Linked DNA regions of Homo sapiens: region 1 is linked to region 2. Evidence: chromatin loops called from intact Hi-C (ENCODE). Cell type or tissue: ascending aorta. All regions are shown on one strand. Links, peaks and the distances in the headings refer to the core of each region. The heading gives the core; the rest is flanking DNA. Region 1 overlaps ZBTB20 (zinc finger and BTB domain containing 20). Region 2 overlaps GAP43 (growth associated protein 43).

Evidence for each region. A loop is a pair of places that touch in the nucleus more often than their neighbours do. Peaks named below come from ENCODE experiments on the same cell type or tissue, not always from the same donor. Only the 100,000 strongest peaks of a DNase experiment are listed, where the experiment ranks them.
Region 1: a loop joins it to region 2, with 4 times the contacts of the local background. A loop is called at or near these places in 32 of 110 quality-filtered maps.

Annotation. Positions count from the first base shown.
Region 1 is chr3:115,087,626-115,097,571 of GRCh38, forward strand. The region is part of intron 1 of ZBTB20 (zinc finger and BTB domain containing 20); the gene reads right to left. Among named protein-coding and RNA genes, the nearest start is that of ZBTB20-AS4, 7.8 kb to the right of the region's middle. In ascending aorta, for the core only: a CTCF peak has its summit at 5,034 (motif pointing left); DNase peaks (open chromatin) are centred at 4,726 and 5,016.
Region 2 is chr3:115,687,982-115,697,927 of GRCh38, forward strand. All of the region lies in intron 2 of GAP43 (growth associated protein 43), which reads left to right. Among named protein-coding and RNA genes, the nearest start is that of GAP43, 69 kb to the left of the region's middle. In ascending aorta, for the core only: a CTCF peak has its summit at 5,122 (motif pointing left); a DNase peak (open chromatin) is centred at 5,100.

The DNA.
Region 1 (9,946 bases), core at 1,058-9,057, 600 kb before region 2:
CTAGTTCCCAGTACCAACCCCAACACTGAAAACTGCTGTGTAACTGTAGGCAAGTTATTTAACTTCAACTGGCTCCTACTTCTTAATCTGTGATGCAAGGGTAATATAGTTTCAGGCACCAACTGCTTCCTGCATCCCTATACTGGCTAGGATCTTTTAAAAATTATTTCCTGGACAAAACCTCACCCACATGCCATCAGTTATTTTCCCTCCTTTTTCCTGCCTCCTTTGCCTCTGCAGGGAAATAAAATTAGCAGTCAAAGTTAAACATGCCCAGTGGGCAAGACAGACTTTGGTTTAAGGAAAGGGATGGAGTAAGTTGTGTTAAAGTGCTTATTTGGCCCCAAATGGTTCATTGTTGGGATACCACCTCCCACAACTAGCTCCACTGGAATTTTTCTCAGGAAAATGGAGAACTGTTTTAAGATAGACATGCCCTGTAAGCTGGTCTCAAATCAAAATAAATTTAGGATATTCAAAAAATGCCCTACAGGATTTTTCCTGTGGAGCCTAAATAAATCACTGACCAAATTTTCCAATTCATGCTCTGCTGCTAAAGGGGACGTTCTACAAAATCATGTTTTAATTTCTACATCTGAAAAAGGAGTATAGGTAAAGTTCTTCACTTTGGGTTTTCATTCTTCTCTCTTCTCTGACAGTATTCTAAAAGAATGCCATTTGAGAAAAGACCACTCTTAGAGAAGAAAATTGAAATATAACCCCAAATTTCCAATAAACTTGTAAGTCTGCTAAAGACAAGACCATAACCCTGGTTAGAGATTTTGTGGGTCTTCCTTTAAAAAAAATGAACCTTTTAATACATAGAGAGGTGTTAAGAATATCCCAAAAGTGTACACATATCTAAATTTACAAAATCATGATTATTTTCACAACTAAAGGATATATTTTAGAGCTCTTTTAAATTGTGACTGCCCTTACTGCATTTTACTGCATATCAATAATTTGCATATTATTAAATATTTAAAAAATATAAAAATTACATTTTTAGCTATCCATACAGGATAAGTGAGAAATTGTACAAGTTTGCATACATGTGCTGTCATTTTATACTATGAGGCATTGTTTTTTTCAGACAAGAACATCAGGAATGCTCAAGAGTCAGTTTTTAGATGTTATGAAGCACTGAGGCATTGATGCTGTTAACACTTTCATTGAAATTTAAATGCAAACCAAATATTTTAAGACCAATAACAATGGATATGCCATGAAATTGTTGTGTTTCACAGCGTGTCATAATAGGTAAAATTGGAATTTTCCTTCAAATAATCTGTCCCATCCAAGAGTTTTAACTCTCAAATATAAATATAAACAAAAGATTATTCACTTCAACTGATTTCCCTAGAGGATTATGCATTATCAATTCCAAACTTTACAAGATTTAAGAAATTACTGGACTGATTAAGTGTGGCAAACTGGTTTGTTCCCTACAAAGGAAACAAACTTAAATCCCACAAAGTTTAATTAGCATTTAGTGGCTCAACAAATGGAGGAACAGCCTGATTCTGAATAACTGCAAAGCAGAGTCAGAAATTGTATATACTACTGGTTAACTTTGCTGTGAAAATTAGAGTGAACCAGAATTCAATCCCAGTTCTGCCACTTACTAGATCTGCAATCTTCGGTAAACCACTTAACCATTCTAAATCTTTCTTTCCTCATCTTTAAATAGGGTTAAGAAATACTTCATAGCAAAGGCATGGTGGTTAAGAGATCCCATAGGCGAAGTTCCTTAACAATTCATTAACTATAATTATCACTACAATTTAGACCCCTTCTGACCATTGAGAACCCATGAATTCTACATCCAGCTAAAAACCATTTTGCAATAGAAAAATTTTTTCAAAACTCAATTTACATGGTCTAAGCAACAATTATGATAGCATGTCAGGGGCTAATGTGGTGCCAAAAGTTAGACATTATCATTTAACACAATGGGAACCTGGTAAAGATTTACTGAATGAGGAAAAAATATAATAGGATGTAATAGAAAGAACAGAGACTAAATCTTGGCTTTGACTCTTAGCAGCTGTGTGAATTTGGCAATTTTTTCTGTAAGCTTCAGTTTTTTCATCTAAAACATAGGCAGAAAACCAGTGTATGCAACAAAGTTGTTGTATGCAAAGATTAAATTAAACAGTTTGTGTGAAAGGTGCTTAGCAATATCTCGCTTCCTTAATTTTAGCATTATAGGACAAGAGTTCTAATCGGTTTTCAAGCCTAAACTTTTCTTATATAGCAGTATCAACTCTGGCCTCCTACATAAAGTAAGATTATGTTTAGTTAAGGAATAATGTGAGAGATGAGGATAAATTCAGGTGTGACAGTAAATATATTTTAACAATATACCCTAGAAACAAGAGTAATGATTCTCAAACCTTGCAATATTACTAGGATCTTTGGTGTAGTTTTTGCAAAATATGGAAGCCCAAATACCAGTCTAGAGACTCCAATTTTAGATATGTGGGAGTAGAACCTAGGAATCTGTGTATTTTAAAAGCCCTTGGCTGATTCCGACATATAATAATCAACTAAAGTCGAGTTTTCTGAAGTATGTGGGCCAGCTACAACTCAGGATGCCTGAGTTCCATTCCATACCCATTAATAATGGAGCTCAGAAATTTGAATTTTAACAAAAATCCGAAGAATATCTTATGTAAACTAAAGTTTGAGAACCACTGGACTAGAATATAGTAAGATAATATTGAAAAGAATTTTTTTCATATTTGGTTATTTAAACTTTTTTCCCTCTATTTTTAAATAAACATTACTGTCAAAATTTATGAATGATGGGTAAAAATTTTATCTAAAGAAAATATTAGTTTTAGGGTAAGTATTATCATTATTATTACAGGTTTCAAAATCAAAATGGGAAATAGAGATAACATTTTAAGTCATCTACAGAGGGTCCACCAGCACAGAAAAGTATATCACCTAGGAAACACCATGCGTTTCACTGTTTCTTAAATTTGTGTGTTTTGCTTTGACTTAGTTTTTTATTATCCATTCCTTCTTTAATTAGAGCAGTAATGCCAATAAATAATATTTGTATACTACTTTACTATTTATAAAAAAACTTCATATATATTAACTTAATTAATCCTTACAATAACCTTGTGAGGTAGATAGGAAAGGTAATATATATTATCACATTTCTGCCAATAAGAAAACTCTTAAAAAGTTTGTGCAATTTGCCCAGTCATAAGTTTGCTGGTATTTATGGTAATACGTGGACTGAAACCTCTAGATGTAAATTTCATGCAAAACTGTGTGAAATTTAAAACTTAGGATTCATTTTTAAGTGCTATGAATCAAACTCAAAATAGCATGAGAGTCTCTGAACTGCAAGTAGTCCATAGTCCTCTACCAACCTGTGGGTTCATCTTACTATATAAGTTCATTGTACTTTATTTATTATATGGTTAAAGAATAGAAGGAGAGTGGAGCTCAATTAACCAAAAACAAATGAACAAAAAAGTGAAAAACAAATAAAAAAATGGAATATTCATCCATTATAATACTATTTACTCTGCCTACTTGCAATTCATTCCCCTATAAGCCCCTTTGCCTCAGTTTCCTCTTCTAAAACATGAAATATCAAATAGCACTTTCAAAGGCTAGCAATTTCATTTTCAACTATGATGGTACTTTAAAAAGTACAACTAAATATACAGCTAGAATAATACTAACATTTGCCCAATCCCTACAAAAATCCTGTCAAATCAACTAGTCCAGTCCACTCATTTTATACATAGGAAGTAGACCTAAAAAAACTTAAGTATGTTACCCCAAATAATAGCAAATTTGTTGTAAAGCTAGAATTAAAAATTATCTTTACATCAAAGTCAATTACAATACACACTTGTGAATAGGCAATGCCTTGTTTTCATAATCAAAAAGAGAAAATGGTCATTTTAAGATAAAAGGAAGAAGGTAATTTATAAAGGGATGTTTAGGCAGGAAGTGGTATCAGAAGCTGTTTTTCCAAAGTAAAAAGGCTCCAAACTTATTTACAACAAAGAAATGTGTATTTTATATATATATATATAACACACACATATATATAATACATACATATATATATATATATACACGAGAATGTTATAAACCAGCTAGACATAATCATTTGTTTAGACCTCAAATATTTGCATAGCTCTGTGCTGAATGCCAATAGAAGGTTCTGGAGGATGAATAAGACACAGACACTATCCTCAAGAAGCTCAAGGTTTAGTTGGAAGATGTGCTTACAAACAATGGCAATACAATGTGAGAGGTGATATTGCCAAGTTATGCATATAAAATTGCTGTGGGAATGTGAAAGAAGGAGCACCTCAATGCCTGAAATGACCGAGCTTAAGTGAGTATCTCTGACAATCCCTGTCTTCTCCATTTCCAATTCTAAATTAAATACTTCCCTGTTTATGCCTAGAATTGTTAAAGAATTTTTTATATACCCTGATAGGAGAAAAGTAGTAAAGTGCACACATCCTAACTTTTTCTTGGGTAATAAGAAATTTCAAAGACTAAAACATATTATAGAATTTTGGTACAGCTACTACGAAATCAGGGCCTGAAACAATTTGCCAATTTTTTGCAAATGTCCTGTTTTTTTGTTGTTGTTTGTTTTTTTCACTAACTCATGCATCAGTTACTTGCACAGCAACAGGGACACAAGGTGGCACTGTCGTGCTGACATTCATTTCAGGGTCCTTTCTAAATGGACAAATTTGTAAGAGACAGAATAGACCCTATTGTGACAACTAACACCACAGTTGTAATACTGGCCGACTGGGTCTACCAACATTAACACTGGCCTAAAGAGGAGTATTTTGCATTTCATGAATATTATATCATGCCTATATAGAAATAGGACATATTCTCTGATGACTTCTCCAAAATGTCATGTGTGTATTCATAGAAATGTCCAAAGGCATAGAGTGCAGCTTTGCCATTAGGAAGTCAGAAGTGAACTGCTTGCTATTGGCAAGGCAGTGGACACGGATCGCCTCTCCATCTAGTGGCCAGTGGAGAGGAGTGGAGCCATAGTAACCATGCTGCACTTCATTCCATTAAAAACAGCCCTTTTACCAAATCACCCATAGGCAATTAAGTCAGTTTGTCTGACAAATGACTATTTTTGGTTTATGGCATTCGTTCAATCATTAAACAGACTCAATAATACATTATGATATGTAGTTAAGCTAAGAAAAATCATCACAAAATTAAAGTGCCTGTGCTCTCTCAAGCCACATAAATGTCCGTTATTCTTCCTTTATTACCCACCCTAACTTTTCTCCATTTATTTGTGACTTTTAGATAGAAAATGCAAGCAAGATTATCTACATATATAGCTACTTAAAATCACAGTCTTTAAGATGAAAAAATATTTTAAAAAGCTTTCTCCTCATTTTACAGGAAGGAAACTGAGGGACAGAGAGATCATGATGTACTCAAAGTCACAAAGTCAGAACAAAAAACCAGACCTCCAGATTTAACCACTTTAAATCCTTTTTGATATTGATTAATACCTCCTGATTCCCCAGGAAATGCTTTTTGTATCACACCATAAAGTTTCTTTCAACATACCAGAAAAATAATTTCTAAAAATGTTTTTTATTCATATATTTTCAGACTAAGGTGATATAAGTGAAACTACTGTGTATAGGCCGTACCACATCTTCATATCCATAGGTATATTTTGAATGTGTTATAAGAACACAATTATTTTTATATTAAGGAATTACATTCATCCAACATTTAGAAAGCGAAAAAGCAAGTGGGGTAGGGAATAGGTGGATGTGTTGGTCAAAATTACTATACAAAAAATGGTTTCAGAAAGCCATTATGTGAAACAACCTGAATTCATTCAGACTGCTAGAAAAGTTCTTTTTGTTTTGTTTCATACAAATTATTTGACTTTGTTTTTAAAAAGGAAACACACGCACACTTATCCAGCTAATCACTTCATCTATTTTAATTCAGCATGTGATGCTGTTTGGGGGCATGTTTTGGGAATGTGTTGTTGGTAAAGCTTCTTATCAAAACAAATGAAATCTGTCCACCAACTATAAAAATCTGCTCACAACTCCGAACCCAAGAATTAAAGGGCAAAAGGTATGAAGGAAACCTGGCAGTGGATGTTCTAGAAATGTGAGATGTTTTGACTTTTTCTTCTATGATCTTCTTTGGTGGTACCACTGGAATCTGTCTTGGAGTGCAGAGGGAATTTATATAGATCTGCTTTAGAGAGATGCAAAAACTAATGCTGTACAGATAAGTCAAATGCTTTTTAACGGGAGTTAGGGAAGAAGTCTTTTTATTTCATTATACTTCTAAGTTTAGAAGCTTCAAAAGCACCAACCCCTCAGCTACCCTCAGCTTTACCCCTGTACCCTCAGCTTTATCCCTTCACATTATCTCAACTTCTCTCTACTTGTTTCTTAATCATCTCTAGTCGTCTCCCTTCTAGAAATGAGGTGAGGGGATAAAGATCACTGTTGATTTGGAGAACTAGAGAAAGTAAGGGCTAATATAAAAAGTAAGTTATTTTTGCCTTACCTAAAGCTAAGGTAATAGGTACAAGTAACCAAGAAGTGGAGAAATTAGTAAATATGGTCAGAACCAGAGTATATTTATTGGGCCAAGAAGAATTTTAATGTGTCCAGTATTTAAGAAGAAAAAAAAACAAAAAATTTATAAAGTCACCATTACAAAGTATTTGCCTAGTCTATTTAAATAATAAAAGAGAGGAACATTTTCTCACTGTTTAAATGTCTTGGTGCCTAAATAAGATATTTTTGTTTATTTAAAATGAAGCCACATAGTTTTCACATACACATATATATCAACTAGAAAAATTACATAGCCTGGAACATTTCTAGTTTTCTGCTAGTAATAGCTTTTTTTTTTTTTTAACTAAGTTTTAAGTTGCTACCTGAACAAACTGACAACATTAATTTTCTCTCAATTACATTCCATTTACAGGAAAGAAGTTCATACTATAAAAGGAATTGCAACAACAAATCACAATTTAATTACAACAGTAATTCACAGAAAATTTTTGAAAAGGTAAAAATGGCAAATATCTAAGCTAATTCAGTAAAAAACAAAAATGTAAAGCCTTCTAAAAATTAGAGAAAATTAAAATTTAAATAATTTTAAATGTTTCATTTTAAAAAGTTTAAATTAAGAATTTTCCCAATAACAAAAATAGTACTACTATGTATAAGATTCGTAATTATTACCATTTCTACATTTTTAGTTACAACCAATTGGGCATCTATCTTTTTGATATCCCATAACCCCAACCTCATACCATAATTTTATATTTGTTGAATGTAAATCCTTACATTAGTAATGTAATATAAAAACTTTCAAATAGATTGACCTTTTAAATGCATAATATGAACATTAAATTCATCATATCTCAAGACACAGAAGTATTCAGTGACAAAATTACTTCCAATATCAAGAAGGTAAACATATTATGCTGTAATTACCACATTTTCTATCAGAGTTTCAAAGGTAAGACTGAATATTCAGAATTAATAAAAAATATGTTCTTCTTCCCTCTGGAAACTAGATGAATCAATGAACTCATAGTCCTTGTTCCTTGTCTCAGTATTCTCACTTGAAAGTCAGTAGCCAGCTTTCCCCAAGTTAAGACAATTACAAAGGTTGCATTGGTTAACTGAACTACAAAACACCAAGGCTAGAGTTTCAGCTGAGTGTCAAAAGATTCCAGAAAGGCAAGCTCCATGTCCTCAAGCTGATTACTTTCAAATGAACTATAGAATTACCAAAAGGCTTGATCCTGGAGTATAAGAGAGGTTATGAAGCCAAAGTCAAGCATAATTTTTCCACAGTTTAGTACAGAAATAGCATGCCACTTATTCATTATTACAGTTGAACAGCTAGAGTGGCAAAAACAAAAAACAAAACAAAAAAAAGCCCTTTTTCTTATAAGCCCTTGAATGCTGTTTCTAACACCGGCTGTAGTGGTTACTACATACATGATAGTAATCATAGATAGCATATTTCTTCCCATAGCCTCATCAGCTTGCCTATGCTGAATTAGAACTAGGGGAGCTCAAGGATATTTTGATATATTAAACATAATTGTCATCAACATTATTTGATGATTAATGTATAATATCTATGTAATAGGAAAACATGAATTCAGGTATTCTCTAGAATATCTAAGATATGTATATTGCCTTCAGGCTTTTGGTAAAGAATAAAATTGATCTTGCTAGTTTATTTGACATTAGCTATAGTTCCTGGAGATTATGCAAAATGCTAGAATTTATTTAAGCAATGGAAATGTATGAAATGGGTTTTTCAAGAAAATTACAAGTTTCAAGTTTTGTAAAATACCTACACACCTATACATGACTTGAAAGCTTGGTGTAAAGTATCAAATGTAAATGCTGACTGTATTAGCACTGTAAATAATCCATAGTAATTGTATAAAATAACAAAAATGTCTTACACAGTATGAAACAAATTATTTTAAAGATTTGGTTTCTAATTTAATGATAACTCTGGCAGGTACACACCTGTCCGATTGCTAGTGTTTATTGTCCTTGATGGAGGGTAAACTGTTTCTATGTAGGTAATACCTGATTTCTATAATGTCCCTGAAATAGTTACACAGCCATGCAAATGAAAATATTTAGAGGTTCTTTTCAGTGCTTTGTGACTTCTCATGGTAACTTAGATCTTCACTGGTTAAGAAAGTGAGGGATAAGGATACTATTTTACTTATGTTTTACAGTAAAACATGTCTCCCACCAAAAATGTAGTTTGTTAAAATATATTTATAAAGTGACCTCCAAGATAAACCAGCTTTAATGTCCATTTTCAACATTTAGACTTCAGAGGCCACCCTTGAGGCTGAAGAACCCAGGAGCTAGCAGCATTCAAAGAATATCAACACCAGTCATTCTTTTGCCAGAAAAGATCACTAGTTAGCAATATTAGCCAGGTGCTGCTGCTTCAACATACCTTGCCAGATGTTGGGGTAACACGTTTGCTCAGGGCCTGAATTTGGCTTCCTATGTGGCGGCATGACCGGCCACTGCTTAGAGTTGGGCAAGTCCATGAACACATCCACTGATAATTTCTATATTTATAGAAAGCCAGAACATGTGTAGATAATCACACAATTAGATATTTATGTAGTGCCAGATTTTATGAATACGAGAATTTGTTAATTAGCACAAGGACTAATCATTAAAATTCAAAAATAGATAAATAAACAGGAATGCCATTTATTTGTTAACATTTCATGGGGAAAGTATGCAGCTGCTATCCTTTTGATGAATATAGGCTTCTGGAGATAAAAATGTGCAGAATAAAAAGTATCTGCAATTTTTGAAACCCTAATGAGTAAAATCCAATAAATCACTATATAGTCTTTATATTAAAAATAATCATAGTGATTCTCCTCTTAAGTTAAAAAAGAAGAAAAAGTTTAAACTGGCATATGCTTAGCATTTGAATTATATGGTCTGGCATTCCATTTTATTTGATTTTATTTATTTATTTGTTTTGAGACGTAGTCTCGCTCTGTCACCAGGCTGCAGTGCAGTGGCACGATCTCGGCTCACTACAACCTCCACCTCCCGGGTTCAAGGGATTCTCCTGCCTCAGCCTCCCGAGTAGCTGGGACTACAGGCATGCACCACCACGCCCAGGTAGTTTTTGTATTTTTTTTTTAGTAGAGATGGGGTTTCACCATGTTGGCCAGGATAGTCTCGATCTCCCGACCTCGTGATCTGCCCGCCTCGGCCTCCCAAAGTGCCCTATTTTTTTTAAAAAAAATCTACTGTTTGGTCCTTTTCAAAGAGCCAAAGCTGATTTTTATCAGCACACACACGTTAAAAAGCACACACACGTCACTCAGTACCAAATTGTTTTAGCTACA
Region 2 (9,946 bases), core at 700-8,699:
CAGGGTTACTAACGAAATTTTTTTATTATTTATTTATTTATTTATTTATGTTTGAGATGGAGTCTCACTCTATCACCCAGACTGGAGTGCAGTGGTGCAATCTTGGCTCACCGCAACCTCCGCCTCCCGGGTTCAACCGATTATCCTGCCTCAGCCTCCCGAGTAGCTGGGATTACAGGAGTGTGCCACCATGCCCAGCTAATTTTTTGGATTTTTGGTAGAGATGAGGTTTCGCCATGTTGGTTTCACCAGGTCTCAAGCTCCTGGCCTCAAGTGATCCACCCACCTCGGCCTCCCAAAGTGCTGGGATTGTAGGCATAAGCCAGTGCCCCTGGCCTCAAATTATTAAAATTATTATATCCATGGGTACTTTAACTTAAAAAATAGGCTAATAATGCAGTAATATTTTTTAGTTATACTCCAGTGTCAACATAATTGTATAAATAATGCATTCCTTCTGATGGGATACTATTTAAAAAACTCTATCTATACAATTTTGGAATATCCACAAAAATAAGATTTCTAGAAGGTTAAAGGCCGAAATCAGTCTCAAAAATTCTAAAAAATCTGTCGCCTTTCTTTCTCCCACTCCTTAGCCCTAGTGGACGATAGCTGTTTGTGCCTCTGTTGAAGCACGTGCCCCAAAAGGAAACATGCCTGGGCAATGGGGCCAATTCTTATTTAACTCCGCGGACTGACATCCTAAATGCCTCTTCAGTGATTAACATCACAACGTGACACAATTCAGCTGGGTAAAAGGGATAGGTCCCATAATGCCATGCTCACTCCTTATAAATTCAAGTAGACTACTTGAAAAACCACTCATACAAAGCTATGAATTTATACCTGTCCATATCAATGCCCCACAAAAAACCTCCCAATGCTTGCCTACTTTTTGCAATCTGAATACAATCTAACTTACTTCCGCAGCCTAGGAGGCCTCATATGATCTCACGTCTTAGCTTTCTGATCAGATGTCCTTCTGCTCAGCCCTTCTTCCCCATTCTCCAGCCCTAATAGCTTTCTTAAGGTCTCTTGAATGTATACAGCTTGCTCCTGTCCCAGGGCCTTTACACTTGCTTTCTCCCTTGAGCTTCCCATGGTCACCTCTTAGCCCTGGCCTCTTGGCACTCAGGTCTCCATTTGAATGTCCCTTACTCAGACAAGTCTTCCCTGACCATTTGGGCAGAACAGCACTGCACTACCCCTACCAATGCCAACAGTTACATCACATTACCCAGTTTATTTTCTCCGTAGCATTCTTAGTGCCTAAAACGACTGTGTTTATCTGTGTCGTCCTCAGTTTCTCTCCCTCTCAGTAGACTTTTCATTTCTTGAAGGCTGCATGGTAGCCCCAGTGCTCAGAATAGAGCACAGCACATAGAAGGCTCTCAATAGACATCCTCTGACTGGCCAATAATATGGATTGCACCTATGGAGAGATTTCTTTTCATAAACAGCTTGAAAGGGAAAGAACCATTTAATTTTTTAAATTTGAAGCCCCACAAGAAAAGCTAAGAGTTTTTCAGGCAAGTGTCCATCTTTATTGCTTGCAGCCCAGTTCTTTGGAATTTTATACATCAGCAACTTCTTTTCCATGACCCATTTCTAAATATTTCCTAGGCACCCAGACACTCTGAGTCTGAATGAGGATATTTGATTGAGAAGGAAAATTGGTCAGAATGTGAAAAAGGAAGGTGGGCCCTTAGGAGGAACAAGGTGGGGATGTGGATAGAGATTCTTTACTTCCTATAGAGAAAAGGGAGAGTAGGAGGGAAGAATAATGGGGTAGAAAATGGAGAAAAAAGTGGGAGGAAAAAAAGCAGAAGAGGACCAGAAATCGATCAGGGGAGGCAGAAAGAATAAGCAAGGGCAAAGTGGAGAAAGAATAGATGGTAGAAAAGAGAAAGAAGGAATAATAGGCGAGAAAGCAAGAGGTGTGGGAGAAGCAGGGCTGGAGGGGCGCTGAAGAGCAGGGGAAGGCACTGACTGAGCTGAGTACCAAGAGACAGCCGTGGTTTTCTTGTAGCTCTGTTTCTGACAAGCTCTCTGGCCATGGCCAAGGCCAATTTACCTTCCTTGCTGGTAAAAGATGGTTTTATGGGATCTTCCAGCACTAGCGCTCTCTGTTCTTGGCTTCACAAACAGCAGGCCCTAAAGGGTTCCTTGACAAATGGATTTTCTGTCTTTGAGCAGATCTAAGTGGCAGATGGGGCACAGCTCCCCTAGGAGAGACCCCCCCGCCACCCCCTGCCCACCATTGTCTGAGCCCTTCTGCAGCATCAGTCCCCAGCCAGCGCTGCCTCAACAAACCAAGAGACATTGTCTCTGCTTGCTTCCAGACAGGAAAAGAAAAGGATTGAGTTTCATAATCTCACAATTTTAAATGTAGGCCTATTTCCATAAGAAGTTTCAGATTACAAGGCATGTTTCAGAAACATTTTTTTACTTTGAACACCTCATAAAGAGACAGTCTTGGAACTGGACAGTCCTGGGTTCAACCTCAGGTTCCTCACTGCATGGTTTTAATGATTTGTATAACCTTCAGTGTCTTCATCTATAAGATAGAGATTAAAATGTTACCCTTAAACAGTTGTGATGAGGATTTAATGAGGTAACATATTTAAAGAACCAGGTATAGAGTAGGTCCTCAATTATTATCATTTTGCCTAAGTTTTCTTCTGATAATCTGAAATAATCACTTTTGATCCTCATACTCTCCTCTCCCCATATGAAGATCCTCTGGGCAAATCTTTTTTTTTTTTTTCTTTCTTTCTTTTTTTTTTTTTTTTGAGACGGAGTCTCCCTCTGTCGCCCAGGCTGGAGTGCAGTGGTGCAATCTCAGCTCACTGCAAGCTCCGTCTCCCAGGTTCACGCCATTCTCCTGCCTCAGCCTCCTGAGTAGCTGGGACTACAGGCACCCGCCACCATGCCCGGCTAACTTTTTGTATTTTTAGTAGAGATGGGGTTTCACCATGTTAGCTAGGATGGTCTCAATCTCCTGACCTCATGATCCACCCGCCTCGGCCTCCCAAAATCCTGGGATTACAGGCATGAGCCACTGCGCCTGGCCCCCTCTGGGCAAATCTTAAAATTGAAGATGGTAAAAGCATGGATAATCTGTCATCTTCCTACAGGTAAAATAGTGGAAGAAATTACTTCATCCAGCAAATAAAGAGAACAATGGTTTCTTGGTGACCCAAAGTAAAGTATTTCAGAGTACTATTTTGTATTCGAAGTAATACAAAAGACAAATATATTATTCAGTGGATACTGCAACAATAGACAGAATTGCAACAAACATGAATTTAGCCAAATCTCTTGCTTGGAGGCCTGCAGTGGAGGAGAAATATCAGAGCGATCTTGGAATCGGACCTATCTATGTTTGAATCAAAGGTCCAGTCCCTAACCAGCTCTATGCCATTAATTCAGCGTCAGCTTTGTCATTGTGAAATAAAATATCCTCATTGCTGAACTTGGTGGTTGTCGGTATTAAATAGATCATGTGTAAAAGGTGTCTATTATGGTATTTTATTGAACACACAGTAAGTGCCTAATAGAAAGTCACCATTGTTCCTGTTCCTTTCAGCTGAAGCTATTGGGGAACTTTCTTTTTCTTTGGTACTACACCTGATTTTATGAAGGAAATTAACGTGCAAATAGGACATGATTTATGGCCAGCAAGAGAGACACATAATGATTTGCAGTCTCTTTTGGGAGTCAGAGTCTATTCTATTTGGCCTACCTTGTAGCTCAGCAACATTACCAAGTCCTTACATTATCAGTAATGATTGAGCCTGGAAGTCAGCCAAGGTTACCAGGTAGTGATGTTAGGGTTAATTTGGGCTTCATGTAATTTGTCCCTCAGAAACTGCAATCTAGGGATTCAATAGAAAAGGTTGGGATACCTTAAGGGAAATAGCTAACACACTCTTTCCAGGTAGATACCAGCTATAACTTGTCACATCTTGTATTTCAATCCTACAGTCTTAGACCTAAAAGGAAACTTAAAAATTGCCTAAGCCTGGGAACTGGATGGGCTTCAGGAGGGTTCTTTCATCTCCTAAGATTATTTGCAACATGTTATACTGTGTGTGCATACGGATGATATTCTTGGCAAAATGACCTTGTCTTTCATCAGATACTCTACTGGGACCACTGCACAAAAATATTATGATGCACTATGCTTGAACAATCTCCAGGAGAAGTTGTGTGTGCCTGTGTTTTAATGAACGATGAAGCATGTTCTGGGATTCAGTTGCATGGTCTGGCCATGGTCCCACAATGAGTTAGCATCAGAATAGAGGAGATAAACCCAGATATCGCAAGGACTGTATTCTACTGTCATTCAATTAATTTGTACTTATTAATACGTATAATTTCCACACTACACAGGCATTGTGAGGGATGTAGATTATAAAAGTGAATATCTGTTGTCATGGAAGTTACAGTCTGGATGGGGAGAAAAGTAAGGCTCTTAAAAGAAAACAGAAACAAAAAAGACTCAGTACCAGTATAGAACAAAATAAGTCTGTGACTGCTTGCAAACTGCAGTCTGTAGTTGTGGCAAAGGAATTCAGAGACCACGATAGTGGGTAGGGTCTGAAGAAAAGAAATGAGCATTATGATGAAGCATTGGTGAGGATACCGGCCTTAGTAGTTTGTGCCAGTGAGGAGAAGGTAGGGTATGTTGGACCTTGAAGTGGTCGGAAGTTTTCAGTCTTGGTCCAACAGCAAATAGAGGGTGGTTAAAGTTTTTACTTCACCATATTATTTTTGCTCCCAGAATGACTCTGATGTCTCTATGAAGTGTACACAAAGCACAATCCACACTTATGAATTCAGTTCAAAGATATTAATATTATTTCAGCATACCTGTTAAAGTGACTTAACAATCTACTTGTAGACTGAGTTTTTGGTCATATTCGAAGGACCAAAAAATCAAAATTGATTTAGGATTAACTTCAAAATAGGACCCAATCACAATAGTTGTTCCTATTGCACTGCTATGCAGTTTGCCTGGGGTCATTTCTTCCTGGAGAGTGACGCCTGACACGCCTGCCTTCCACTCAGCCTCCACAGCTGGGAACAGAATTACACTGGTGCCCTCTGCTGGGATGAAATGGGAAGTTGATCAGGAAACAATGGTGTCCTCGTCTTTTCAACATAGAGATGGAGGTGGCGATTCCAGGCCCACTGCAGCCTCCAGGCTGGATTCATTTAGTGTTCTCTCCAGGCCTCCCTCTCAGGTGTCTTCTTTGCATCATACCTGAATTTATTAACCAAAGGGAGTAATTGGATTTTTATTGTAAGAAGGTTGTCAGCTAATTTTTAAAAGTAGTCCAAGGAAATGCTGCCCCCTTTCCTCTGACAATTTGAGAGCTGGGCCCTGGTTTCAACACACAGGGCTAGTCATCTTGGGTGGTGGCTTGGCCGTCTTGCTAGAGAACAATACATATTAAGAGCCACGGGGAGACTCTGGGACCATTTAAAAAAATCCTGTTAAATTATTATTATTATTATTATTTATTTTAACGGTGAGGAAAGCACATTGATATTCATTGCTGATTTTCTTGGCTCAAATAAACAGCATTAATGCTATGGTGTTAAATTCAATTTAGAGTGTCTACTCTGGTGTGCCTTTGGTACCCTGCTCAGCTGATTTTTCTGCTAGAGGTGAAAAAACATTCAGTTGTAATTAAGAAAGGGGTGGGGGAGTGCTGAGAAGGAAACCGAAAGAGAGAAGAGTTGTGAAGTCTCATGTGTGCAAATTGGTAATGGACTTCTAAAATAAAATGATGGGGGCTGGGGCGGGGCGGGGCAGGGGAGAGGATGGATTGAAATGATCCTTTCCTGCTCCCCACTTTTATTTTATTTTATTTTGTTTAGGATCAATAATTTGGACATGGAGGTCTGCTGCTGGTTTCCATAACAACCTGGCTTATTGAAAAACTGCAGGCTCCACGAATCCCCAATTATCAGCCTTCCAGGGCTTATTAATGGAGTTGAGCATCCCAGTGAGGCAGGCAGCTCATTGCTGGCACGTGCCCGGTGGGCTGGCGGAGGGTGGAGGAGATGGGAAGAGGAGATGTGTGGTGAGACAGCAGCCATTTGTCCCCGTCACTTGCAGGGGAGGGGGGAGCAGTCATTCAGGAGGCTGTGAGAGCGTCTCTTGAAACCCTGAGTGGCTGCCGCTGCTGTTACAGGCAGCCCAGAAATCGAAGCATAGCTTGTTTTTCCAGCTCCACCCCGAAGCCATCTATCTGGAATAAATCCTTATGAATATATCACAAGCCCTGTATGTCTATTGAGCTTCTATAATTAATCGGGCTTTCCTCACAAAGACAATGGTGACTCTATATTTCTAATATTAACTCAAGCCTTAATTAAAATGTGAAGCCAACCTAATGCATATTTGATAGCTTTGAATTACTCAGTCTTTGGTCTGGCTTCACTTATTAGGCCCTCGCCATAGAATAATTACAATAGCAACAATAATACCGATGATGATCAAAATACAGATAACATTTACTTATCTTGTGCCAGGCTTTCTGCTAAAAGCTCCACATGGAGTTTCTTGTTTAAGCTTCACAATGATCCTATGATGAGGGATATCACTGTCCCTTTTTTACAAATGAGGAAACAGAAGCAAGAGAACTTAAATGACTTATCTTAGGCCACAGGGCTAGTGAGTATATCAGAGTCTCATTTCTGCTCCCTTTCCATAATTATTTTTTATTTTTCAACATGCGTATCCTCAAGATAGAAAAGGAACAGCACATTTACAGTAAATTTTGTGCTATCCAGTGTTAATTGGGGAATGAAACATTCTGGTTTATCAAATATTTTGATTAATAATTGCTATTCATGTCATGATTGGGTTTCCAATGGGAAAGATCTGGGATATAATAAAACATACACAACATTAGAAGTATAGTAATCATTGTCATAAAATGCTTCAGGATCATTATACAAATGCGACTTTTTATTGTAGTGCAGAAGTGTTAGTTGATAAAGACTTCTGTTTGACAAAATGCCAGTTGAACTGTTTTTATAGCATGGAAATATCAGTGCCTTAACACTTTTGAATATTGTAGATTTCAAAGTGCTTTACATAAACTACCACAGAAGTTCAATGTGATCAGAAAAGAAAAATTTTAGGATCTTTCAGAGTTAAAGAATATTAGTGCTTGGAAAACCTTAAATGCATTAAATACTCTGGATCCTTAGACTATGCTTTTTAAAACTGGAACCTTAGACTAACTGGGAAATGGAATGTGACACACCCTTGAGGTGGTTCAATGCAAGTCTGTCATCAAGCACTGTTAAAATAGATCAACATTTCCAGAAATTTCATCACAGTTGCTCAAATAACATTTATTATTAGTTTAGTCTCCAGAAGTGAAAATAGAACTTGTTTCCAAGGACCCCAACTTTTTAAGAATTAAGAGAAGTGACAATATGGATTGTTTGTTTTATTTAATACTTAGTGAGCATATAATCTAAGCATTTTACATGTGTCATCCATACACAGCAACCCTATGAGGTAAGAACTCCCCCGTTTATAGATGGAGAAATCAAAGTACAGAGAACACATAACATGCCTGAGGTATCACATTTGGGAAACACATTCAAAGTCAGGCAGTCTAGCTCCTGAGTCTGTGTTCTCAACCAGAGTTGTCTATACTCTCTCCAATTTGTTTCTTCCTATTCTGCGTTTAATCCACAACAATCACATCTACCTCCTACCCACTCCCCAAACTCCCCATCCAGTGAAACAACTTTAGCCAAACTCACAAACGACCTCCACATCGCCAAAACCCAATGGCCAATTCTAAGGCCTCATCTTCTTTTACCTATTAACAGCATCGCAGAGTTGATCACTTTCTACTCTTTGAAACACTTTCATGATTGCTCGTCCAGGATGTTGCCTATTCTGATTATTTTTGCCAACCTACTGGCTAGTCCCATTCAGTTTCATTTGCCCTTCCTTCTTTATTTCCCTGATTTGAAATGTTGAGTTACCCCACAGCTAAGTTCTTGGATGTCTTCTCCTCTTTTCTCTTCTACATTCTCTCTCTCTCTCTTTTTTTATTTACATTTATGACTTTGGTGATCTCTCTGAGCTCATCTATAGCCCGGACCTCTCTCCCCACTCCAGACAATTGCTTACTCTACATCTCAACTTGGATATCTAATAGATACCTCAAATTAAATCTCTTGAAAACCAAACTTCTGTCTTTTTTTTCTGAACTTACTCCTTCTCCCGTCTTTCTCATCTCAGGAAATGACAAGTCCATCATTTCCTGATACTTAGGCCATATGCCTTAAAATTATTCCTTTTTTTCTTTTCCTTTGACAACATTAAATCTATGAGCAAGTCTTATTGGCTCCACCTTCAACATATATCCAGAATCTCAGCACATCTCACTTTTTCTAGCACCCATCTCACTTCAGCAAAAGTCAAGTCCTTAAAGTGGCCTCAAAGCTCCATGTTCTCAGCATATCCACTAGGTCACCACTTGGATTTCCTCTCCTGTTACTCTCCATTTCTTGGTCCTTTCTAGCAATACTGATTTCCTTGCTGCCCCCCACCGCCCCCCCCCCCCACAAACAGGTATGCTCATATGCAGGGAATTTGCAACTTACTGTTCCCTCTGCCTCAAAACCTCCCTCCTCTAGAAATTTATAGAGTTCACTCTCTAACCATCTTCAGCTCTCCGTTCAGATATCACCTTCTCAAAGCAACTTTCTCTTCGTTTAATATTGTCACCCCAACCTCATCCCAGCATTTCCCCTTCTCTTTCCCAGTTTTGTTATTTTCAGTAATTTTTGTTTGTTGGTTAGTTTTGTTTGTTTGTTTGATTTTAGACAGAGTCCCACCATTGTTGCCCAGGCTAGAGTGTAGTGGTGCAATCTCAGCTCACTGCAACCTCCACCTCCTGGGTTCAAGTGATTCTCCTGCCTTAGCCTCCTGAGTAGCAGGCACTACAGGCGCCCACCACACCCGGCTAAATTTTGTAATTTTGTATTTTTGTATTTAGATGGGGCTCCACCATATTGGTCAGGATGGTCTCAAACTCCTGACCTCAAGTGATCCACCCACCTCGGCCTCCCAAAGTGCTGGGATTACAGGCATGAGCCACCACACCCAGCCAATTTTGTTATTTTCATGGTGCTTACTGCCTTCTAATATATTATACATTACATTTATTTATTTATAATAATAAACTTCATGAAGACAGGGTATTTTTTGTTTTATTATTATTTCGTACACTGTGGTATTCTCAGCAACTGGAACAAGCAGTAAATGCTCAATAAATATCAATTCATTCAATGAGTGAAGAAGATACCAAGCACATGTATTAAACAGGCAGTTCTAAAGGAACTTCCTCTCCGCCACCTAAGCACATGTTTCCTCACCGTCCTTTGTCCCTGTACATTCTTTGGTGACTCATAGAGTTCTCACATGTAATGCCATCCTCCTAATGACCGGAAGATGATGGCCGCTGGACAGCAACTATAACTGGGTTGTGTCTGTGGCATCAGGGCACTGGCCCCTTGTTTTAGCCTCACTGCTTCACAAGCCCTCCTTACATGGAGTCCATGCCACAGGGAGGAAATTGTTTCATCTTTCAATGCAAAGGATATAGCTCTAAAAGCAGAGAACCATTTTAGCAAATTCAAAACCACTGGGAATTCTGCCCAGACTGGAAATAGATGGCAAAACACACTTTTGCTTAGAAGTGAGCTGCCTTTCTTTCATGTTGAATCATCAAATCAAAGTCATAGAAACTTTAATGTCTAACAAAGAGTCTCTGGCAGATTAAAATTTTCCACTTATAAATTATAGTTAACTCAGCATTTAGCTATTAGTAACCCTTTTGTAGTATGTTAAATTTGCTTACATATTGATTATAACTCAATGTGATTGGAACGTTTTCCC